3 separate regions of the Homo sapiens genome follow, and all the other regions are linked to region 1. Evidence: chromatin loops called from intact Hi-C (ENCODE). Cell type or tissue: OCI-LY7. All regions are shown on one strand. Region 1 holds the start of LOC124903822 (a long non-coding RNA gene). Region 2 holds the start of CDK11A (cyclin dependent kinase 11A). Region 3 overlaps GNB1 (G protein subunit beta 1).

Region 1 (8,000 bases):
GCTAATTTTTGTACTTTCGGTAGAGACGGGGTTTCGCCATGTTGGCCAGGCTGGTCTCCAACTCCTGACCTCAGGTGATCCGCCCGCCTCGGCCTCCCAAAGTGCTGGGATTACAGGCGTGAGCCACCGCGCGCGGCCGTCTCTCGCTTCTTGCTTGACGTTCACGTGGCACAGCCTGTGGGAGCCGGTGCTCGCCACCGCCGTGCGTCCTAGCGGCGGCGGGGAAAGGCGGGGGAGCCCGGATCACCCGGCCCCGCCCCGTCACCCGGCCACGCCCCGTCATCCGGCCACGCCCCGTCACTTCCCCCCCCCCCCCCACGGCCCGCCTTGACGCCCGCCCCACCCTGTCTCGGCCCCGCCCCACCTGGAAGCCCCGCCCCGCGTCGGAAGCTCCGCGCTTTCCCACCAGACGGCGCTCGCAGGCCGCGCGGACTCGGGGCGGTCCCGGGGCCTGGGCGTCTGGCGTCACCCCGCTTGGAGTGGGAGCTGGGCCGGCCGGGGTCGCCGTCCGAGGCCGGTCGTGGGGATTTCGAGCACTGCGAACACGGCGCCGTCCGCGCCGCCCTCCGTCCTCGGTCACACACGGCCCTGTGAGTTTCCCTTCCGGACTCCCACCGTCGCCGGGAACGAACGGAGGCGCCGGCTGCGGCCCCGCAGGGTGCCCCGACCGCGGCTCCCGAGAGGCCCCTCGCCAGCAGCCGCCCGCGCCGCGGAGGGCTCGGCCCGACTCCCTGCTCCACCTCGGGGCGCAGTGGCAGCCAGGTTCCGGGGCTCCTCCGTCCGCGTCCTCTTCAGCCTCGTTCGAATGTGACAGCAGCTGGGTCATGTTGTCCAAACGTACCAGGAGCCCCAGATCCTCCCTGCAGCGCGTGCCCCAGCGCGCCCGGTGGCCCAGGAGCCCCTGCACCCCCGCAGCCGTCCTGTCCCGCCTCCTTCCAGCTCCCAAAAGGGACCGCAGATGGGGACTGCCGGAGTCCGGGCCTGGGGCAACACCCAGCCTGAGACGGGCAGGCCCTGGGCTCGGGCGGGCATGGATCTGGCCTCAGCAGGGCCCCAGGAGTCAGGTTGACTCAGCCCCTCACTCCTGCCACCCTCTGCAGTGATGGGGGGCTTCCTCCCCATGGTCACTCCCAGAGGTCCCAGCTCGGTGCCCAATCAAGGCCTGACCCCGTGGTCCCCAGGGGCTGCTGGAGAGGCCGCAGGGCAGGAGAGACAGACCCTTAGAAGTATGATGGGGGCCGGGCCCTAGGTAGCTCACACATGTAATCCCAACATTTTGGGAGGCAGAGGCAGGCGGATCACTTGAGGTCAGGAGTTTAAGACCAGCCTGGCCAACATGGCGAACTCCCCACCCACAACTCTACAAAAAAATACAAAAATTAGCCGGGCGTGGTGGCACATGCCTGTAATCCCAGTAACTTGGGAAACTGAGGAAGGAGAATTGCTTGTGATTGAGAGGCGAGGTTGCAGTGAGCCCATGTCGCGCTCGCCACTGCACTCTAGCCTGAGCAACATAGGGAGACCATCTCAAAAAAAAGGCCGGGCGCGGTGGCTCACGCCTGTAATCCCAGCACTTTGGGAGGCCAAGGTGGGCGGATCATGAGGTCAGGACATCGAGACCATCCTGTGAATGGTGAAACCCCGTCTCTACTAAAAATACAAAAAAATTAGCCGGGCATAGTGGCGGGTGCCTGCAGTCCCAGCTACTCGGGAGGCTGAGGCGGGAGAATGGCGTGAACCCGGGAGGCGGAGCTTGGAGTGAGCCGAGATCGCGCCACTGCACTCCAGCCTGGGCGACAGGGCAAGACTCCGTCTCAAAAAACAAAAAAAAGTCTGGTGGACAGGCTGGGCCTACCCCCAGGGGACCCCAGGGCAAGCCTGGGCAGAGCTCCAGGAGGCGTGCAGCAGCGCCCAGCCAGTCTCAGATGTGCGTCAGCCACAGGCTCCAGGGGCCACGTGCCTGGCCACACCTGCTGGTTTCCAAAACACCCAGCACCTGCAGGCCCAGCCTCCCCAGGAGGGGCAGCACCCCTGCTTGAGGACTCCTGGTTCCACCCAAATCCCTGCTGCTTGGGGTCCTCTTCCACCCCTGGGCAGCCCCCATGCCCTCAGGCCTCCCAGACCACCACCTTGGCCTGTGCCCCCTCCAGGACCTCACTGGTCCCCATGCCGTACCCCACCCCTTATTGCCTCCTCCAAGCAAACCTTGCATCAGCTCCCAGGAGACACACGCTGGAGCATGCTGGAGCCTCAGGACAGCATTCTAGACAAACAGCCTCAGGCCCCAGGGGCAGTCCCAGGAGAAGGCCGTGGCTTTGGGGTGAGTCCTGCCTAGGAGTCAAGGGGCTGAGACCCTGGGGGTTCTGCATGGAGCCCTGGGCCTGGATGGCCCTGCTGAAGGGCCACAGCTGCCCCCTCCTGCCCCAGGGCATGTGCTGTGGTGCCTGCCTCCACTTCAGAAGATGTCGGGGCTGCACTTGGGTCCCAGTCATGAGTCCCAGGGACTCCACTGCCCTGATGGGCTGGGCTGACATTGTACATTCTGGACTCCCTGAGGCCAAGGCCTGTTATCTCCAAGCCTTGAAGATGGGAACTAGTGGAGCCCAGGCCTGGGGGCAACACCCAGTCTGAGAGGGGCAGGCCTGCCTCTCACGCCTACCCCCAGAGAGCTTCAGCCACTCCCAAGGGCTGGCCAAGCTGGCCTGGGTGGACACTGCCCATCTTCCCCACGCCCAGGCCAGCACTCCCAGGAGTCCCTCCTGCAGGGATATTGGCAGCTCCAGGACAGTCCTCAGCTACACATGTCCCCACCATGTGCCCTGCCAGCCTGTGGCTCTGCAGGCCCCTGAGACACCCTCCCCATGCCTGCTTCTCCACCCAAACATTTAGAAGCATCTCATGCTAAAAAGGTCCAAAAAGCAGCCCATGCTCTCCCACCTCCGCTGTAACGGCTCTGCTGCCCCGTTGCTTACAACACCCAGGTGTCAGCCTCGACTCCCCCACTGCCCTCGACCCTGTGCCACCAGCAAATCTGTCACTCAGGAATACTCAGCCCTGCCCAACCTTCACAGCCCATCTGCACTCCTCTCTGGTCACCCTGGCCCTACGGGACGTTCTCCTCTCAGCCGCCAGAGGGGGTCATGTCCCTGCTCAGAGCCCCGCTGCTTCCCATCACGCTGTCGCCTGCCCTTGGTGAGCTGACCCCACTGGTCAGCGTGTTAGGCTGGAAGGACTAAGACACCACACTGTGGCCTGTGCTCAGAATTTATCTTTTTTCAGAAAACAGGTGATGAATGCTAATGGCCTTTTTGGCAAGAATGGAAAAGCTGATCCTCAAATTCATGTGGAATTGCAAGGGCCCTGAATAATCAGAACAATCTTGAAAACAAAGAACAAGGCCAGGCACGGTGGATCACTCTTGTCATCCCACCACAGTGAGAGGTTGAAGTGGGAGGATCTCTTGAGCCCAGGAGTTCGAGACCAGCCTGGGCACCATAGGGATACCCTCTGTCTACAAACAAAACATTAAAAAAAAATTAGCTGGGCATGGCCGGGCGCAGTGGCTCATGCCTGTAATCCCAGCACTTTGGGAGGCCGAGGCGGGCAGATCACGACGTCAGGAGATCGAGACCATCCTGGCTAACACTGTGAAACCCTGTCTCTACTAAAAAATACAAAAAAAATTAGGCAGGCATGGTGGCAGACGCCTGTAGTCCCAGCTACTCGGGAGGCTGAGGCAGGAGAATAGCGTGAACCTGGGAGGCGGAGTTTGCAGTGAGCCGAGATCGTGCCATTGCACTCCAGCCTGGGTAACAGAGTGAGACTCTGTCTCAAAAAAAAAAAAAAAAATAGCCAGGCGTGGTGGCGGGCGCCTGTAGTCCCAGCTACTGGGGAGGCTGAGGCAGGAGGATGGCGTGAACCTGGGAGTTGGAGCATGCAGTGAGCTGAGATCATGCCACTGCACTCCAGCCTGGGTGACAGAGCGAGACTCTGTCTCAAAAAAAAAAAAAAAATTAGCCGGGCATGGTGGCACCTGCCTGTGATCCCAGCTACTTGGGAGTTTACTTGGGCCTGGGAGGTAGAAGCTGCACTGAGCCGTGATGGTGCCATTGCACCCCAGCCTGAGTGACAGAGTGAGACCCTGTCTCAAAAAATAAAAATAAAGGCCGGATGCAGTGGCTTCTGCCTATAATAGCAGCGCTTTGGGAGGCTGAGACGGGTAGATCACCTGAGGTCAGGAGTTTGAGACCAGCTTGGCCAACATGGCGAAACCCCATCTCTACTAAAAATAAAAATTATGCGCATGTGGTGGTGCACACCTGTAATCCCAACTATTCGGGAGGCTGGGACAGGAGAATTGCTTGAACCTGGGAGGCGGAGGTTGCAGTGAGCTAGTATCATGTCACTGCACTCCAACCTGGGCAACAAAGCAAGACTCTGTCTCAAAAAAATCAAAAAAAGTTACCATATTACCCAGCAACTCTGGTCCTAGGTATATGTCCCAAAGAATTTAAAACAGATGTTCAAACAAAAGAATGTGTGTGGCCAAGCACAGTGGCTCACGCCTGCAATCCCAGCATTTTGGGACGCTGAGGGGGGGCAGATCACCTGAGGTCAGGAGTTCAAGACCAGCCTGGCCAACATGGTGAAACCCCATCTCTACTAAAAGTGCAAAAATTAGCCAGGCATGGTGGGCACGCCTGTATTCCCAACTACTCAGGAGGCTGAGGCAGGAGAATCGCTTGAACCCGGAAGGCGGAGGTTGCAGTGAGCCAATATCACACCACTGCACTCCAGCCTGGGCGATGGAGTGAGACTCTGTCTTGGGAAAAAAAGGAATGTGTATAACAGCATTGTTTATAATAGCTAAAGGACCACCCTGGGCAATAGGATGGGACCCCATCTCTACAAAAAAAATTTGTTTTAATTAGCCAGGCATGGTGGCAGGCACCTCTATTCCCAGCTACTTGGGAGGCCAAGGCAGGAGGATCACTTGAGCCAAGGAGGTTGAGGCTGCAGCAAGCCATGATTGCATCACTGCACTCCAACCCCACCACAGAGCGAGACCCTGTCTCTAATTATTTATTTATTTTATATTATTTATTTATTTATTTATTTATTTTGAGACCGGGTTTCATTCTTGTTGCCCAGGCTGGAGTGTAATGGCGCGGTCTCAGCTCACTGCAACTTCTGCCTCCTAGGTTCAAGTGATTCTGTTGTGTCAGCCTCCTAAGTAGCTGGGATTATAGGTGTGTGCCACCATGCGTGGCTAATTTTTTGTGTTTGTAGCTCTGTCGTCAGGCTGCAGTGCAGTGGCGCAGTCTCAGCTCACTGTAACCTCCGCCTCCCAGGTTTGAGTGATTCTCCTGCCTCAGCCTCCCGAGTAGCTGGGATTACAGGCGCGTGCCACCATGCCCGGCTAATATTTGTATTTTCAGTAGAGGCAGGGTTCTGCCATGTTGGCCAGGCTGGTCTTGAATTCCTGACTTCAGGGGATCTGTCCGCCTCGGCCTCCCAAAGTGCTGGGATTACAGGCGTGAGTCACCGCACCTGGCCCCCATTTTTGTATTTTTAGTAGAGGCAGGGTTTCGCCATGTTGGCCAGGCTGGTCTCAAACTCCTGACCTCAGGTGATCCACCCGCCTCGGCCTCCCAAAGTGCTGGGATTACAACTATTGAGCCCCTGTGCTTGGCCTCTGTCTCTATTTAAGAAAAAAAAAAAAAAAAGCCGGTCAGGCACAGTGGCTCACACCTGTAATCCCAGCACTTTGGGAGGCTGAGGCAGGCAGATCACAAGGTCAGGAGATCAAGACCATCCTGGCTAACACGGTGAAACCCTGTCTCTACTAAGAAATACAAAAAAATTAGCCAGGCATGATGGCGGGCGCCTGTAGTCCCAGCTACTCAGGAGGCTGAGGCAGGAGAATGGCGTGAACCCGGGAGGCGAAGCTTGCAGTGAACCAAGATCGCGCCACTGCACTCCAGGCTGGGCGACAGCGCGAGACTCTGGCTCAAAAAAAAAAAAAAAAAAAAAGCCAAAAGGTGGAAACAACCCAAATATCCATTCATGAATGTATGGGTAAAATGTGGTATATCCATAAAGTGGAATATTATTCAGCCGTAAAGAGGAAGGAAGTACGGAGACATGCTGTGATGCAGATGAACCTGGAGACCTATGCTTGGTGGAAGAAGCCAGACATGAAGGGTCACAGGCTGTGTGTTCCACTGGCAGGAGGCATCTACGACAGCCAGATTCACAAAAGAAGGTGGAACCGAGGTTACCAGGACCAGGGGGGTGGAGGAGGGTGGTGTGGCTGTTTAATGGGCATGGGGTTTTCTTGGAGGCAGTGAAGTGTTCTGATGCAGGGGTGCTGACGGCTACGCAGCACTGGGAATGTGCTAAATGCCACACATTGTACACTCGAAAATGGTTACAGCACACCCGGTGCAGTGGCGTGCACCTGTAGTCGGAGCTGCTAGGGAGGCCCAGGAGTTTGAGTCCAGCATGGGCAACGTAGTGAGATCCCCCATACCAAGAAAAGAAAAAAAATAGGCCGAGCATGGTGGCTCACGCCTGTAATCCCAGCACTTTGGGAGGCCAAGGCGGGCGGATCACAAGGTCAAGAGATTGAGACCATCCTGGCCAACATGGTGAAACCCCATCTCTATTAAAAGCATAAAAATTAGCTGGGTATGGTGGCAGGCGCCTGTAGTCCCAGCTACTTGGGAGGCTGAGGCAGAAGAATCGCTTGAACCCGGGAGGCAGAGGTTGCAGTGAGCCGAGATCACGCCATTGCACTCCAGCCTGGGCGACAGAGCAAGACGCCATCTCAAAAAAATAAAAATTTAAAAATAAATAAATAAAAATAAAAAATAGTTAAAATGATAAATTTTATGTGTATTTTATCACTTTTTTTTTTTTTTGAGACAGAGTCTCGCTCTGTCGCCCAAGCTAGAGTGCAGTGGCGTGATCTCAGCTCACTGCAAGCTCCGTCTCCCGGGTTCACGCCATTCTCCTGCCTCAGCCTCCCAAGCAGCTGGGACTACAGGTGCCCGCCACCATGCCCGGCTAATTTTTTTGTATTTTTAGTAGAGACAGGGTTTCACCGTGTTAGGCAGGATGGTCTCGATCTCCTGACCTTGTGATCTGGCCGCCTCGGCCTTCCAAAGTGCTGGGATTACAGGCGTGAGCCACCGCCCCCAGGCTTTACCACTTTTTTTTTTTTTTTACAGTAGCTCATGAGGCAGAACCCAACAAAGGGGAGCCAGCAAGTCACCAAGGGCGTGGGGCGTGTGGAGGAAGTCCCTTGTGGAGACCTCTGGGCCCTGAGCTGGGTGGGGGGTGGGGACAGCAGGTGGGACCCTGGCACCCAGAGAGAAAGATAGAGTCCCTGACCTCTTCACAGGGCGGGGCAGTGTGGTGGGGTCTTCTGTTGGAGAGGACGGCCCCCCGAGGCACTGTTGTGACCCGTGCAGCCCGGTGTGGCGTGGCGAAGAGCTCCGCCCAGTGAGCAGCTGCACTGTGGGAGTGCAGCTCCAGCCTGGGAGGACCCCTGGCCCTTCCCCTCTAGGTGCCTCTCTATCCTGAGAGAGCCTTGACCAGGTCCCCTGCTTCCAGGGAAGGCTACTCATGGCCACCCACTGCTGGAAAGGGCCCTGCTGGCATCTGCCTGTCAGTGACCTCCAGCTGCTTCTTTGGGACAGAAGGGCAGCTCCAGGGCAGGCAGGTTGGACTCTGGGTCCATCTCTGGGCTGCCCCTTACCTGGCAGGGCCCAAGAGGGCAGTGGGCAGGGGGCTCGGGAAGGCTCTGCCCTCCGCAGCCCCTTAGCTGGGCACCTCTAGGGGCCTCGCAGTCAGGAAAACCTTGGTGGCTGGACCAGCCACCCACCAGCTGAGGCCACAGGTGCGAACTGTTTCCCCGACAGGTGTAGGAGGAGCCCCGTCCGGGGTGCCGCCCCTGGGAAGATGAATCTCCTGAGCTGCCTGAGCTTCTTCCTCAA
Region 2 (8,000 bases), 180 kb after region 1:
CGCCGCGCTCCTGGGTGATCACTCAGACGGGTCAGTGGGAATAACGGGCCAACAAGACAGCTTTTTACATGTGTCCAAAGGATGGCCTTTCGAAGGCCTGGAAGTATTTCACTGTTGGAAGAAGTAAACAAGAATGACATTCCAGATGGAAATAGAATTCTCTCTCTTGCCTTTGACCAACATGGTACTAAGGGGTTTCTTCTTTCCCAATGTATGTACGTGCCCTGCTGGGGGCCTTACTTTATAGAATGAGAGCATCTGAGCTTCCCTAATGAATCTGGCTAGTTCTGTGTCTGGCTGAGGATACAGGAGTGGGACATCCACTCTCGGATCCCTCAGAGCACAGAAACCTTCAGCTTTGCTGTCTCTGAAGTATTTCCTCCAGTTTCCCTGCGGGCCCCTATGTTTGAGTTTGATGGCTGCTGGATCCTCACTCAACGAAAACTCGGTTGGAAACTGTTCCGCCTGGCAGTCCTTTTTTGTTGTTTTCCATCTCATTTCCCTTCCATCTGAAAGTGGCATTCAGCTGACTTGCTCATTTAGACTGTTCACGGAGTCTGAATCTGCCAACGTGGTGTTGGAGGCTCCACCTTGAAAAGGGCCACAGTCAGGGCAACTTTCCCCATACAGGAAAACTTGAAAATTACATCAACAGTCTACGTCACAGCCAAATTATATTTCCTTTATACCAAACAAAACTATGGAGAACTAAAAGTACATCACACAAAACGTTTATAGTGTTTTGCATGTGACCTATTTCAGTATTTATATAACTAGATTAGTGCTTTCTAGCAAACGGTTCTGTTAATTAGCGAGTCACTGTTGATTCTGCTGTGGTGGTAAGTTGATACCGTGTAACTAATCCCGTGGATGCCTCCTGGTTATTTTTGTCCAAACGAAGCAGCCGTGGTAGTAGCTGTCTATGATTCTTGCTCAGCAAAGTAAAATAAATGTTAAATATGGACTGCTTTGTTTTCTTCCTTGTGGACCTCTGGTGTTCATGCTACTTTGTTCACCGGTGGGGCTGGCTATTGCTAGCAAAGAGGCTCTTCACAGAAGTGGCTGGACCCAAAGTTCTGGTTGGGAAAGGCCTTTGTGGCAGCTCCTATCAAGCGCAAGTGCGAGGCCACCCCCTCCTCGTGGGCTCTGGGGTCGATTTTGTTAGGGTTTGACATGAGTGGCTGCATTTGGGTACTCAACAGATTTCACAAAGGAAGGGTAAACTGGAGATTTTTGGCCGGGCACGGTGGCTCATGACTATAATTCCAGCACTTTGGGAGGCTGGTGGGCAGATACTTTAGGTCAGGAGTTCAAGACCAGCCTGGCCAACATGGCAAAACCCTGTCGCTACTAAAAATACAAAAGTTAGCCAGGTGTGGTGGCGCACGCCTATAATCCCAGCTACTCGGGAGGCTGAGGCAGGAGAATCACTTGTACCCAGGAGACGGAGGCTGCAGTTACCCAAAATTGTGCCACTGCACTCCAGTCTGGGTGACACAGCGAGACTTTCTCTCAAAACAGAAAAAAAAAGGTGCTGTGGCTCACGCCTGTAATCCCAACCCTTTGGGAGGCCAAGGCAGGCAGATCACAAGGTCATGAGATCAAGACCATCCTGGCTAACACAGTGAAACCCCGTCTCAACTAAAAACACAAAAAAATTAGCCGGGCGTAGTGGTGGGCGCCTGTAGTCCCAGCTACTCGGGAGGCTGAGGCAGGAGAATCACTTGAACCTGGGAGGTGGAAGCTGCAGTTACCCAAAATTGTGTCACTCTACTCCAGCCTGGGTGACACAGTGAGACTTATTTCTCAAAAAAAAGGGCAGGGTGCTGTGGCTCACGCCTGTAATCCCAGCACTTTGGGAGGCCAAGGCAGGCAGATCACGAGGTCACGAGATCAAGACCATCCTGGCTAACACAGTGAAACCCGGTCTCAACTAAAAATACAAAAAATTAGCCGGGCATGGTGGCCCAGCTACTCTGGAGCCTAAGATGGGAGAATGGAGTGGAGGCGGGAGAATGGCGTGAACCCAGGAGGCGGAGCTTGCAATGAGCGGAGATCCCGCCACTGCCCTCCAGCCTGGGCCAGAGCGAGTCTCCCTATCAGAAAAAATAAAAATAGCTAGGCGCAGTGGCTCACGCCTGTAATCCCAGCACTCTGGGAGGCCAAGGCGGGCGAATCACAAGGTAAGGAGATCGAGACCATCCTGGCGAACACAGTGAAACCCCGTCTCTACTAAAAAAAATACAAAAAATTAGCCAGGCGCGGTGGCGGGTGCCTGTAGTCCCAGCTACTCGGCAGGCTGAGGCTCGCAGGATAATGGCGTTGAACCCGGGAGGTGGGGCTTGCAGTGAGCCGAGATTGCGCCACTGCACTCCAGCCTGGGCGACAGAGCAAGACTCCGTCTCAAAAAAAAATAAAAATAAAAAAATAGGGAGATTTCCCCAGTTACCAAGAACTCAGGAAGCAACATTAAGAGCTTGGGGGAGGCCAGGCGCGGTGGCTCACGCCTGTAATCCCAGCACTTTGGGAGGCAGAGGCAGGCTGATCACGAGGTCAGGAGATTGAGACCATCCTGGCTAACACGGTAAAACCCCGTCTCTACCGAAAATAAAAAAAAAATTAGCCGGGCATGGTGGCAGGCGCCTGTAGTCACAGGTACTCAGGAGCCTAATGCGGGCGAATGGAGTGGAGGCGGGAGAATGGCGTGAATCCGGGTGGCGGAGCTTCCAGTGACCCGAGATCGCGCCACTGCACTCCAGCCTGGGCAACAGAGCGAGACTCCGTCTCAAAAAAATAAAAATAAAAAAAGAGCTTGGGTACACAAAGCAAGCAGCATTTCATTCCGGGATGAAAAGAATTCCGATACCCATCGCCCTTCTTGGGCCCTTGTCAGTTTCTTGCCACATCTTTCATTTTCCCATTTCAGGCCCAGTAAATGCGGATGTTTATCTTCCATTGTTTGTTTCCTGAGATTCAGATGTCTAAAGCATTTTTCTGTGACTTTTCAAGGCAAGAGGAAAACCTGACATATGGAAAGGGAATTAATTGCTCGTTTTATCCTCTTCTCCTGCAATGCTCTGAATCCATGGGTTTGGAGTGGGGCCCTGGGAGTTGGGGGAAGCACCATACCCAGTGAGTCTGCACTTTGAGGACCCACTGCCAGTGTCAGCTTCAAAATCACATTGTAAAAGGCCCGGCGCGGTGGCTCACGCCTGTAATCCCAGCACTTTAGGAGGACGAAGCAGGCGGATCACTTGAGGTCAGGAGTTCGAGACCAGCCTGGCCAATATGGCGAAACCTCGTCTCTACCAAAAATATAAAAATTAGCCGGGCGTGGTGGCGCGGGCCTGTGGTTCCAGCTACTCGGGAGGCTGAGGCAGGAAAATTCCTTGAACCCGGGAGGAGGCTGCAGTGAGCCAAGACCACGCCACTGCACTCCAACCTGGGCGGCAGAGCAAGGCTCCGACTCAAAAGTAAATACATGAATAAATAAAATAAAATCACATCGTAAGAGCTCTCCCTGCTTTGTTTCTGAGTAAGGTTCAGAGTTAAATTCCGAGATCGGCCTTTACAAGACACACAGACCTGAGGCGCCTCACGAGGTAACCAGCAGGTAAATGGAGCGCGCTCCACCCACCCGCCACTAGGGGTCCCAGCGGTCAAGGGGGTGGAATGCGGGCGTCCATCGCGAAGGCATTCTGCTCGCAAGCCTTGGCACAGGCGCGGGCTTCGCTACCGGAAAAGTCCCGGTAGGATTCCGGAAGCCGGCCACGCGTTCCGCGCAGGCGCAAACTGCTCCAAAAGTCGGCGTCGCTCTGCTCGGCGCCCCGGCCCGCGCCGAAGTCGGAAGTGCAGCTCACGGCGCAGTTTCTTTTGGAGTCCTGGACCTGAGCAAGCGCTGTTTTATGCGTCATCATCCCGCGCAGACACAGGAAGTGCCGCACAGAGCGAGCCCCTGTCGTCTTGAGTTCTGGGCCAGAGGTCGGCTATTATATCATCATTAGGCGTCAACACAGGAAGTGAGGATACTTCTGGCGAGCGCCGGTTGCTGTTTCTTCTCAGGCTCAGGGACCGGCCGCGGCCCCGTAGGGGTGAGTTCCGACTGGGCGGACCAGGTGTGGGAGCGCGACGAGAACTGCGCACCGAGGTCTTTCTTCCGAGCAGGCCTCGGAGCGGGGCGGACCCGGGCCCGGGGGCGAGCGACACCCTCGCTTCCGCGGACAGTCTCATCCCGCACGGAACTTTGGGTGGTGGAGGCGGCGGGTCCAAACGCTGTCTGGAGCCAACGTCTGCCAGGCTGAACCTCAAGTGTGCGGGACTGAACCCGAGGAAATAGCCCAGTGCCCGGGTCAGGTGGCCTTGTTCGCGAGCACATCTCGGAGCATCTCCCCGGTCTCAAGGTGCAGCTGTCCAGTGTGCTAGTGGCTTCACGTAGTCCAAGCGGTCTTTCTAGCAGATTCTGACAGTAAAAGCAGTGTTTGATGAGTGGCAGGTCCTGAGTTAAGAGCCTTTAAACGGATGATCTTTAATCCGCGATCGATACTATCACGTAGGTGTTGTTATTCTGGTTGTACGGAAGACTGAACTGAGGTGAATTACGTTACCCAAGACCATACAAGAATGACAGAAACGAGACTTGATTTCAAGCGGTCATTTTTCAGAACCCATCACTCTTTTTTGTCGCCCATGCTGCAGCGCAGTGGCTGTTCACAAGCGCACTTCAGCCTGGAACTCCTGGGCTCAATCGGTCTCCCATCTCAGCTTGCAGAGTATATGGGACTACAGGCGCTCGCCACCTTGCCTGGCTTACAACTTATCATTCTTGTTTTTTTTTTTTTTTTTTTTTTTTTTTTTTTTTTTGAGACGGGGTCTTGCTGGAGTGCAGTGACGCGACCTCGGCTCACCGGAACCTCCGCCTTTCGGATTCAAGCGATTCTGCTGCCTCGGCCTCCCGAGTAGCTGGGATTACAGGCACCCGCCACCACGCCCAGCTAAGTTTTGTATTTTTAGTGGAGACAGGGTTTTCGCCGTGTTGGCCAGGCTGGTCTTGACCTCCCGACCTTGTGATCCACCCGCCTCAGCCTAGAGCTTACCTTTTTTTTTTTTTTTTTTTAACCAAGTCTTACTTTGTTATCTAGGCTGGAGTGCAGTGGCGCAGTCTTGGCTCATTGCAGCCTTGACCTCTCTGATTCAAGTGATCCTCCTGCCTCTAGCAGCCTCCTTCCTGTAGCTAGGAATACAGGCACGCGCCACCACACTGGGCTAACTTTTGTATTTTTTGTAGAGACGAGGTTTTGCCATGTTGCCCGGGCTGGTGTTGAACTCCGGAACTCCAGCGATCTGCTCGCCTCGGCCTCCCAAAGTGCTAGGGTTACCGTCTTGAGCCACTGCGCCGGGCACAACTTCTTATTCTTAATGAGGATTTATTCTGAATCCCTCAAAAGTGACTAGGTTCAAGTGTTCAGCACCATAGCTTGCTGTGTCCTGATGTAGGCTGAATTATTTTTCTTTTTGCAGTGTTTTAACTCAAATGGGTGATGAAAAGGACTCTTGGAAAGTGAAAACTTTAGATGAAATTCTTCAGGAAAAGAAACGAAGGAAGGAACAAGAGGAGAAAGCAGAGATAAAACGCTTAAAAAATGTAAGCCATATTTTTTTAAGTAAGTGGTTTTCTTAAAGGAGATTTAATTTCTTTGCCCTCATTTTTCCATTAGAACAACGCTTCTTCGGTGAAGTTCTTTTGTACTTCCAAATGTCGCAGGTGAGCCCAAAATGTATTCTAATATTCAGTTGACATTAAAGGCAGATTTAACACACTAAAGCTGTGTCTAGATTGAGCATACATGGAGAATAAAATACGTTGAATGTTAAGTCATTAGCAAAACTGGACTAATTTTTCTCGGTTCATTATTAGTATATTCATAATACTATCTCTAAGTATTTTTAATATAGTGGGAACTTGCCTTGAAATTAATATAAATATTTTACGTCTTTCTTGGTTTGCATGGTAATGTACTCAGGAAACCTTTTTAGTAATTTGGTAAGAGGCATTGGCAAAGTACCTCTTTTGCTAAGATTTGTAGCATCATTTGGGATGTTAGTGAGTACAGGCATACCTTGCACTTCACTTTATTATGCTTCACAGATATTGAAATTTTTCCAAATTAAAGGTTTGTAGCAACTCTGCTTTGAGTATTTTTCCAATAGCATGTGCTCACTTTGTTAGCTTTTTTTTTGTTTTTGAGACGGAATCTCGCACTGTCGCCCAGGGCCAGGTTCACACCATTCTCCTACCTCAGCTTCCTGAGTAGCTGGGACTACAGGGGCTCACCAACATGCCAAGCTAATTTTTTGTATTTTTAGTAGAGATGGGGTCTCTCCGTGTTAGCCAGGATGGTCTTAATGTCCTGACCTCGTGATCCACCCGCCTCGGCCTCCCAAAGTGCTGGGATTAACAAGCGTGAGCCACTGCACCTGGCCAAAAATTCTTTATATTTTATAACACTGGCTCATTCAGAGTACATGTGAAAGTTTGTTTTGGGATGTTGCCCAGGTTTGATTATCATTAAAAATACTTTTATCTATGAAGAAAAAAAAACTTATAAAGAAAATGATTAACTTTCTCTTTGCTTCTTAGTCTGATGACCGGGATTCCAAGCGGGATTCCCTTGAGGAGGGGGAGCTGAGAGATCACTGCATGGAGATCACAATAAGGAACTCCCCGTATAGAAGAGAAGACTCAATGGAAGACAGGTGAGCGGATGTACAGATGTGCAAGACCCAACTGTACACAGCCCTGGCCTGGCCAGTCCTTCCTAGGGTCACTGTGACAACTGTGTGCTATTGTAACTATTAAGGTTTACTCTTTCCTAGAGTTACCGTGACAGGGCGTGTTGTAGCTGTTGTACTACTGAGATTACTCTTTCCTAAGGTTACCGTGACAGGGTGTGCTGTTGTAACTATTGAGGTTTACTCTTTCCTAGGGCTACTGTGACGGGGTGTGCTGTTTTAACTATTGAGGTTTACTCTTCCCTAGGGTTACGTGACGGGGTGTGCTATTGTAACTATTAAGGTTTACTCTTTCCTAGGGTTACTGTGACAGTGTGCTCAGTGTGCTGTTGTAAATACTGAAGTGTACTCTTTTTTTTTTTGAGACGGTGTCTCAAGAGTCTTGCTCACCCAGGCTGGAGTGCAGTGGCGCCATCTCGGCTCACTGCAAGCTCCGCCTCCCTGGTTCACACCATTCTCCTGCCTCAGCCTCCTGGCTAACACGGTGAAACCCCGTCTCTACTAAAAATACAAAAAATTAGCCAGGATGGTCTCGATCTTCTGACCTGGTGATCCGTCCACCTCGGCCTCCCAAAATGCTGGGATTACAGGTGCGAGCCACGACCTAGGATTACTGTGACAGGGCATGCTGTTACAACTATTGAGGTTTACTCTTTCCTAGGGTTACTGGTGAAAGCCTGTCTCTACTACAAATACAAAAATTAGCCTGGCATGGTGGTGTACACCTGTAGTCCCAGCTACTCAGGAGGCTGAGGCAGGAGAATTGCTTGAATGTGGGAGGCAAAGGTTGCAGTGAGCCAAGATTGTGCCTCTGTATTCTACCCTGGGGGACATAGCAAGATTCTGTCTGAAAAAAATAATAAGTCCGGGTGCGATGGCTCATGCCTGTAATCCCAGCACTTTGGGAGGCTGAGGCGGGTGGATCATGAGGTCATGAGTTTCAGATCAGCCTGACCAATATGGTGAAACCCCGTCTCTACTAAAAATATAAAAATTAGCTGGGTGTGGTAGCGCACGCCTGTACTCCCAGCTACTCCGGAGGCTGAGGCAGGAGAATTGCTCGAACCTGGGACAGGAGGCAGAGGTTGCAGTGAGCCAAGATTGCGCCGCTGGACTCCAGCCTGGGCAACAGAGCGAGACTCCATCTCAAAAAAATAAATACAGGCCGGGCGTGGCGGCTCACACCTGTAATCCCAGCACTTTGGGAGGCT
Region 3 (8,000 bases), 71 kb after region 1:
CTCCGTCTCAAAAAAAAAAAAAGAAAAGAAAAAAAAGTAAGGTGAACATGATTCAGGAAAACAAAACAAAACAAAAACCTTTTTGTTTGAATAAAGTGGGAATAATGAAGCCATGTTCGTAGTGAGTGAGTCTGGGTGAGGAGGGTACATGGTTTCTTTGTATTATTCTTGCAACTCTTTGAAGTTTGAAATAATTTTAAATTAAAAAGCAAAATTAAATTGAATAGCAATTAGGGGCTGGAACAATTGGATATTCTTTTTTTTCTTTTGAGACAGAGTCTTGCTCTGTTGCCCAGGCCGAAGTGCAGTGGTGCAATCTCAGCTCTCTGCAACCTCCCCCTCCCAGGTTCAAGCCATTCTCCTGTCTCAGCCTCCCAATTAGCTGGGATTACAGGCGCTCACCACCACACCCAGCTAATTTTTGTATTTTTAGTAGAGACGGGGTTTCACCATGTTGGTCAGGCTGGTCTCGAACTCCTGACCTCAGGTGATCCACCCGCCTTGGCCTCCCAAAGCTGTGGGATTACAGGCGTGAGCCACCACGCCTGGTTAGTCAATTGGATATTCTTACGCAAAAGGAGAACTTGACATCATGTACAGAAATTAACTCAGGCCAGGCAAGGTGGCTCACCTGTAATCCCAGCATTTTGGGAGGCCAAGGTGGGCAGATCATCAGGTCTGGAGATCGAGACCATCCTGGCCAACATGGTGAAACCCCGTCTCTACGAAAATACAAAGGAAAAGATTTAGCCACGTGTGGTGGCACGCCCCTGTAGTCCAGCTACTCAGGAGGTTGAGGCAGGGGAATCGCTTGAACCCAGGAGGCAGAGGTTGCAGTGAGCTGAGATTGCACCGTTGTGCTCCAGCCTGGTGACAGAGTGAGACTCCGTGTCAAAAAAACAAAAACAAAAACAAAAAGGCCAGGCATGGTGGCTCACGCCTGTAATCCCAGCACTTTGGGAGGCCAAGGAGGGTGGATCACGAGGTCAAGAGATCGAGACCATCCTGGCTAACACGATGAAACCCCGTCTCTACTGAAAATACAAAAAATTAGCCAGGCGTGGTGATGGGCACCTGAAGTCCCAGCTACTCAGGAGGCCAAGGCAGGAGAATGGCATGAACCCAGGAGGCGGAGCTTGCAGTGAGCCAAGATCACGCTACTGCACTCCAGCCTGGGTGACAGAGTGAGACTCCGTCTCAAAAAAAAAAAAAAAAATTAACTCAATGGATCATATACCTAAATATAAAACGTAAAATTAGAAAAAATGAGATTTTGAATTAAGCAAACAGTTTTTAGATGTGAGATCAAAGATAGAATGCGTAAAAGAAAACATTTATAAATTGAATTTGTTCAAAATTTAAAACTTCTGCTCCTTAGAAAAAACAGAGAACGAAAGACAAACCATAGTCTGGCAGAAAATATTAGCAAATGTCTTTTAGATGACTTGTATCCAGAATAGGTAAGAACTCTCAAAACTCAATTTTGGCTAGGTACTATGGCTAACACCTGTAATCCCAGCACTTTGGGAGGAGGATTGCTTGAAGCCAGTTGTTCGATACCATCCTGGGCAATAAAGTGAGACCCCTGTCTCTTCAAAAAAAAAAAAAAAAAAAAGTTAGCAGTCGGGCACGGTGGCTCACACCTGTAATCCCAGCACTTTGGGAGGCCCAGGCAGGCGGATCACCTGAGGTTGGGAGTTCGAGAACAACCTGGCCAACATGGGGAAACCCCATCTCTACTAAAAATACAAAAATTAGCTAGGTGTAGTGGCTTATGCCTATAATCCCGGCCATTTGGGAGACTGAGACACAAGAATCACTTGAACCTGGGAGGTGGAGGTTGCAGTGAGTCCAGGTTGTGCAACTGCACTCCAGCCTGGGTGATAAAGCGAGACTGTCTCCAAAAAAAAAATTTAGCCAGGCATCGTGTTGTGTGTCTGTAGTACCAGCTACTTGGGAGGCTGAGGTGGGAGAATCACTTGAGCCCGGGATGTTGAGGCTGCAGTGAGTCACGATCACACCACTGTACTCCAGCCTGGACAACAGAGCGAGACCCTGTGTCAAAAAAAAAAAAAAAAAAAAAAGCAATATTAAGAAAACAGGTAACCCAATAAAAAAGAGGCAAGTGACTTGAACAGACACTTTACCAGAAACTGTATAGACAGCAATTGAGTGCCTCAGAAGCTCAGCAGTCAGCGAGATGCAGATGGAGACTACAGCCCACGCCCCCATTAGAATGGCTGTGACACCCACCCAGCGTTGTTGGGCGTGAGGAGCCGGGACTCTCCACATTGCTTATAGGATGTTGGGAATGTGACCCAGCATAACCATTTTGAAAAGAGTTGGTTTTTTTTGTTTTTTGAGTTTGTTTTTTGTTTTTTTGAAATAGGGTCTCACTCTGTCTCTTAGACTGGAGTACAATGGTGTGATCATAGCTGACTGCATCCATGACCTCCTGGGCTCAAGTGATCCTCTGGCCTCAGCTTCCTAAGTAGTTGGGACTATAGGCACGCACTACCATGTCTGGCTTTTTTTTTTTTTTTTTTTTTCTTTTTTTAATTCTTGTAAGACGGGGTCTCAGTATGTTGCCCAGGCTGGTCTTCAATTCCTGGGCTCAAGTGATCCTCCTGCCTTGCCTCGGAAAGTGCTCAGATTATAGTCATGAGTCACTGCACCTGGCCTGGCATTTTCTTGGAATGTTCAACACACACCTGTAGTATGATCCAGCCATTCCACCGCTAGGAATCTGCCCAAGAGAAGTGAAAGCAGATGTTCTCATAAAGACTTGTACATGTAACAACATGCACAGATTTCAAAGTATCACATCTATCTGATTAACTCCACTGTTACACTGGTTGCCACTGCTACATATATTTTTGATTTCTGCAAAAGGGCCTACTGCACTGACTGGATGGAAAGTGTGGCAGGTGAGGCAGGAGGTAGTTTTCTGGACATTACTTAAAACTTTCAGGGCAACAGTTTTACACCTGCTTTCATAGCAAGTCATATTTAGTAAGCATTTACTGTGTCAGTCATGGTTCTAAGGGGCTTGCATGGATTCTAATGGAATTGTCATAGCATGAGCTGTGGGGACTATTACTGTCCCCACTTTCAGACAAAAAAATGTAGGCAGAGAGAAGTTAGGAAACCTACTGGAGGCCACCTGGTGAGAAGAGATAGAGTCTGGGTTAGAACCTGGGGCTTCCAACTTTCCTGCCATGAAGCGTCACTCTGCTTCCAGCCAGGGCTGTCAGACATCATTGGTCCTGCTTAAGTGGGCTGGACCTGCAAATGCCAATAAAAACACGGAAGTTTTTCTAGGAACAGAATTCTAACCCCCACCGCCCATTTGCTGTTGGGAAAGCACATAGTATTCATTGTAGTTTGCAGCAGTAAATGTAAAAACAAAGATTATTTTTATATACTGGAGTGCAGATGGCATGGCACACAGCAGTCTTTCCCTAAACCTAAGGATTTCCAGGCCCCTTATAAAAGGTGCTTGGAGGCCGGGTGCAGTGGCTCACGCCTGTAATCCCAGCACTTTGGGAGGCTGAGGTGGGCGGATCATGAAGTCAGGAGATCAAGACCATCCTGGCTAACACGGTGAAACCCCGTCTCTAATAAAAATTTAAAAAATTAGCAGGGCATAGTGGCAGGCGCCTGTAGTCCTGGCTACTTGGGAGGCTGAGGCAGGAGAATGGCATGAACCCGGGAGGCGGAGGTTGCACTGAGCCGAGATCGCACCACTGCACTCCAGCCTGGGCAACAGAGTGAGACTCCATCTCAAAAAAAAAAAAAAAAAAAGTGCTTGGAGTTTAGCCTCCTCTGTTGTGTGCGCTGCATGATTGTTAGTTTCTCACCACCTTTCCCTGTTAGACCCGTCTTCTGGATGGATGCCATTCATTTCATGAGACTCCATCAGTTACATATAAAGTTTGGCTTTGAAATGATCAAAGTGGGACTTCCAATTTGGCCTCAACATGTTTGAAGATGTGTATCTATTGAATGATTTCCAATTGTCCTAGTATGTGCTAGATTTTGTGCTCCGCCCTAAAAGCAAAAAGAGGCCATAGGCTAACAGGGTTAGAAAAGGGAGAGCAGAATGGGAGATCAGATGTTTTTTGTGATGCATGAGAAATAATAAGGCTTCGGGAGAGTCAGTAGCCACTTCTGGGATTTCAGAGTTCCAAGGGTCAGAGGTAAGCTCTTAGCAGCTGTGCCTCACTGGCTCACCCCTGGCTGTTAGACCCCTCCCTGGAGAATTGCCTTCTGAGGGCTTTGTGACCGCACACCATAGTTCCTGCCCTTCCCCCAGTTGCCAGCGTCTAATGGGTGAGTGAGCTCACTTGTGACTGGGACATGAAGGAGATGATTCTGGGGAGTCTCTTCACTTAGTCCAGAAATCCTCCCTCCATTGTTTGCTTTCTCTCCTTTTTCCCTTGAAGTTTATTTGTTAAAGACAGACTAACCGACCTGCCTGGTCGTCTGTCCTGGAGTGTTTCCCAGGCCATTGTGTAGTACCGTTGCCTCTGTGGGGTCATTGAACATGTTTCCCTGTCTTCTAGTTCTAGAGCTTTGGTCACATTCACTTTTTCGTTAAGATTACTTTATAGGCACAGGCAAAATCCTAAGGTAAGATTTTTAAAATTGTTACCATTGCAAAAAATAGCACCTCAAACAAGAACAGTTGTGTTATTTTTGCCCATCTGCCTGCTGCTCAAATGTTGGCCCATTAGCAAGGTCATGTCTAACAGCCATGCAAAGCAGCATCCTCCCTGCCCTCGTTGGCACACTTCACCCGTTCGCAGTGACTGTGTACGCTCCCAGCCTCTGTAACTCCACGTGATTTACCTGTTTGTCTTCTGTCTCCCTCAAACTAGAATCCAGCCTGGTTCATGCTGCTCAGCACCATGCTGAGGCTCTACAGTGCCTGTTGTGTTGGAGGGAGGGTCTGCGCATGCGTTGCTCTGCAGCTGCGTTAGTGGTCGTGTCCTTTATCAGTTGCGGTGGTCCCCTGCTCCCCTTATTCCTCACAGTATTGTTAGGAGCGGTGCGTAAGGGAAGCAGGGCCTGAGGACTTTTTCCGTTGCCCTTTGAATTCCCACAGTCTTAGTTTTGGAGATTGACCTGGACTTGGGAATGAAAGAAAAATGGAAAAGTGAGTGAAATTGGTTTAAATTCCTCATGCAAACTCCTCTCTTTCAAAATGCTGCTTCGTCTTGGAGGTGAGCTGTGATCCTTGTGTGTTTGGTCAAGTTAGCAAATTTCCTGCCCCGGTGTAAGACACTGGGGCCGGTTTGGACTTCGGAAGTTGTCCAAACCATCCAGAGATGCAGCCATCCAGTGCTGCACAGGAGGCTCAGGGGTGTGCGGCTAGCTGGTGACCAGGTGACTCAGGACTGCCCTGTTGCTGCTTGGTGGTGGGACCACATGTGTGCACTTTGGTGAGCATGGTGCCTGTTGTCCTTGAGATTGTTAGTCAAAGGTACACGTCATAGTTTAATCACTGTGAGACTGACAGAGCACTTTCAGATTGGTTGTCTGATTTAATTTTCATTTTAGCTCTGTGATATAGATAACACCATTCCCATTTTGAATTAAGCAGATTAGAGTAAAAAACAATTTAGTGAAAGCATTATTCTTTGTATGTTGCAGAACCAGAACTTGAAATTATTTTTCAATATCTGTACCCTATTTTGTCATTGGCAAACTTGCAGCCTGAATGTTGTTATTGGTGACTGTGTAATATGGGGTCCTGAGGGCACCGCTGAGGTGCCCCTCCTAGACTCTCAGGGGTCTGGATGAGAGGCCTGGGCTGCTGCATTGCCATGAAGGGTAGAGGCACTACACGGAGCACATTGCATTGCAAATATGAAATATTCTGACTTTAAAAATCTTGCTAACACTTGACTCACAAAGATGTTGTTCTAAAGTAGGGGCAGATCCCTTCACCTGCTTGCTTTTAAGTTATTCAAATCTCTCTCAAAAGGATTTCCAAAACTCAGATTCTGAATAAAAGCCAATGGCAGATATGGGTCATCAGGAAGACTAGACATGAGGCCTTAGCAGAGCCTGTCTTAGTGGATTAGACGGGCGGGCTCTTGGAGTCAGCACAGCCAGAGCTTAGCCGTGACGTCGGCACCGGAGGAGAGGAGCCCAGGCCAGGGAAACCTGGTGGTGGGTGTTCTGGAAGGTCTGGGGGACTGAGGGAAGCGAAGAGAAAAGCAAGAGCAATTAAATGTGAGTAAGACTTTTAAAATTTACATTTATTCTTTAATTTTCAAAGGAAGCTGCATCAATATTACGTTTAGTAGAAAAACGTGACTAATAGTTATAATAAAAATGCTATTCTATCTTTCTTTAAAGTGAGTATATTTTTCTTTTTTCTTTTCTTTTTTTTTTTTTTTTGAGACAAGGTCTCACTCCATGTGCTCAGGCTAGAGTGTAGTGGAACAGTCATGGCTCACTGTAGCCTCAATTTCCCAGGCTCAAGTGGATTCTCCCACTTCAGCCTCCCAAGTAGCTGGGACTACAGGCGTGTGCCACTGCGCCAGCTAATTTTTGCATTTTTAGTAGAGACCAGGTTTTTGCCATGTTGTTGCCCAGCCTGGTCTTGAACTCCTGAGCTCAAGCCATCTGCCAGCCTCAGCCTCCCAAAGTGCTGGGACTACAGGCATGAGCCACCGCGCCCAGACCTATTTTAATTATAATAAAGCAGCTACAATTACTACATGTGACCGGGTGCGTGTAATCCCAGTACTTTGGGAGGCTGAGGCAGGCAGATGACTTGAGGTCAGGAGTTCAAGACCAGCCTGGCCAACATGGCGAAACCCTGTCTCTACTAAAAATACAAAAATTAGCCAGGTGTGGTGGTGCATGCCTGTAATCCCAGCTACTTGGGAAGCTGAGGAAGGAGAATCGCTTGAACTCAGGAGGTGGAGGTTGCAGTGAGCCGAGATCGCGCCATTGCACTCCATCCAGCCTGGGCCTCAGAGCTAGACTCAGTCTCAAATAAAATAACTATATGCAAATTTATATTATTTTTGACTTAGTATATAGTAAGCGTTTTCCCAAATTATTACTGTCTTCCTTATTGTTCTTAGCAATATGTTACAGTTATTCCAGTAACTATTTAGAGACAGGATCTTGCTCTGTTGCCCAGATTGGAGTGCAGTGGTGCTATCATAGCTCACTGCAGCCTTGAACTCCTGGACTCAAGCGATCCTCCCACCTCAGCCTCCCAAGTAGGTAGGACTACAGGCACGTTCCACGATACCCAGCGAATTGCATCAAGTAACTTTTTTTTTGAGATGGAGCCTCATTCTGTCACCCAGGCTGGAGTGCAGTGGCACGATCTCTGCTCACTGCAGCCTCCGCCTCCCAGGTTCAAGCCGTTCTCCCACCTAAGCCTCCCGAGTATGTGGGATTACAGGCACGCATCACCACACCTGGCTAATTTTTGTATTTTTTAGTAGAAACGGAGTTTCACCACGTTGGCCAGGCTGGTCTCGAACTCCTAACCTCAGGTGATCCACCTGCCTCAGCCTCTCAAAGTGCTGGGATTATAGGCTTGAGCCATTGCACCTGGCTGCATCAGGTAACTTTAAAAAGTTAACTTTAGGCTGGGTGTGGTGGCTCATGCAATAGATTAGAGTCTAGCGCTTTGGGAGGCCTTGGCAGGAGGATCACTTGAAGCCAAGAGTTTGAGACCAGCCCGGGCAACATAGCAAGGCCTCGTCTCTACCAAAAATTTCAAAAATAGCTGGGTGTGATGGGTGGAGTCTGCTTGTAGTCCTGGCTACTCTGGAGGCTAAGGTAGAAGGATGGCTTGAACTGCAGTGAGCTATGATCATGCCACTCACTCCACCCTGGGCAAGAGTGTGAGACCCTCACAGAAATTTTTTTTAAAAAATGTAACATTAAGGCTGGGCGCGGTGGCTCACTCTTGTAATCCCAGCACTTCGGGAGGCTGAGGCGGGCGGATCACGAGGTCAGGAGAT

What was found. Peaks named below come from ENCODE experiments on the same cell type or tissue, not always from the same donor. Only the 100,000 strongest peaks of a DNase experiment are listed, where the experiment ranks them.
Region 2: it touches region 1 in a loop (7-fold over the local background); 5 of 110 quality-filtered maps call a loop at or near these places.
Region 3: it touches region 1 in a loop (2.9-fold over the local background); 13 of 110 quality-filtered maps call a loop at or near these places.

Annotation. Positions count from the first base shown.
Region 1 is chr1:1,901,547-1,909,546 of GRCh38, reverse strand. LOC124903822 (a long non-coding RNA gene) reads left to right here and starts at 421. Exons shown (of 2, transcript XR_007065353.1): 1 at 421-2,320; 2 at 3,280-3,545. RefSeq lists enhancers at 1-91, 1,802-1,951 and silencers at 55-104, 125-944. In OCI-LY7, CTCF peaks have their summits at 430 (motif pointing right), 2,943 and 3,146 (motif pointing right); DNase peaks (open chromatin) are centred at 316, 1,946 and 3,116; H3K4me3 peaks cover 1,365 bases; H3K27ac peaks cover 2,946 bases.
Region 2 is chr1:1,720,349-1,728,348 of GRCh38, reverse strand. CDK11A (cyclin dependent kinase 11A) reads left to right here and starts at 3,992. Exons shown (of 20, transcript NM_024011.4): 1 at 3,992-4,091; 2 at 5,518-5,641; 3 at 6,638-6,753. The coding sequence starts at 5,531. It also overlaps the pseudogene SLC35E2A. RefSeq lists enhancers at 3,060-3,899, 3,880-4,109. In OCI-LY7, CTCF peaks have their summits at 3,552 and 3,778; a DNase peak (open chromatin) is centred at 3,918; H3K4me3 peaks cover 1,251 bases; H3K27ac peaks cover 1,354 bases.
Region 3 is chr1:1,830,472-1,838,471 of GRCh38, reverse strand. All of the region lies in intron 2 of GNB1 (G protein subunit beta 1), which reads left to right. Among named protein-coding and RNA genes, the nearest start is that of NADK, 56 kb to the right of the region's middle. In OCI-LY7, no CTCF peak of the experiment used is centred here; DNase peaks (open chromatin) are centred at 2,831, 3,201, 4,271 and 4,791; H3K4me3 peaks cover 3,524 bases; H3K27ac peaks cover 6,318 bases.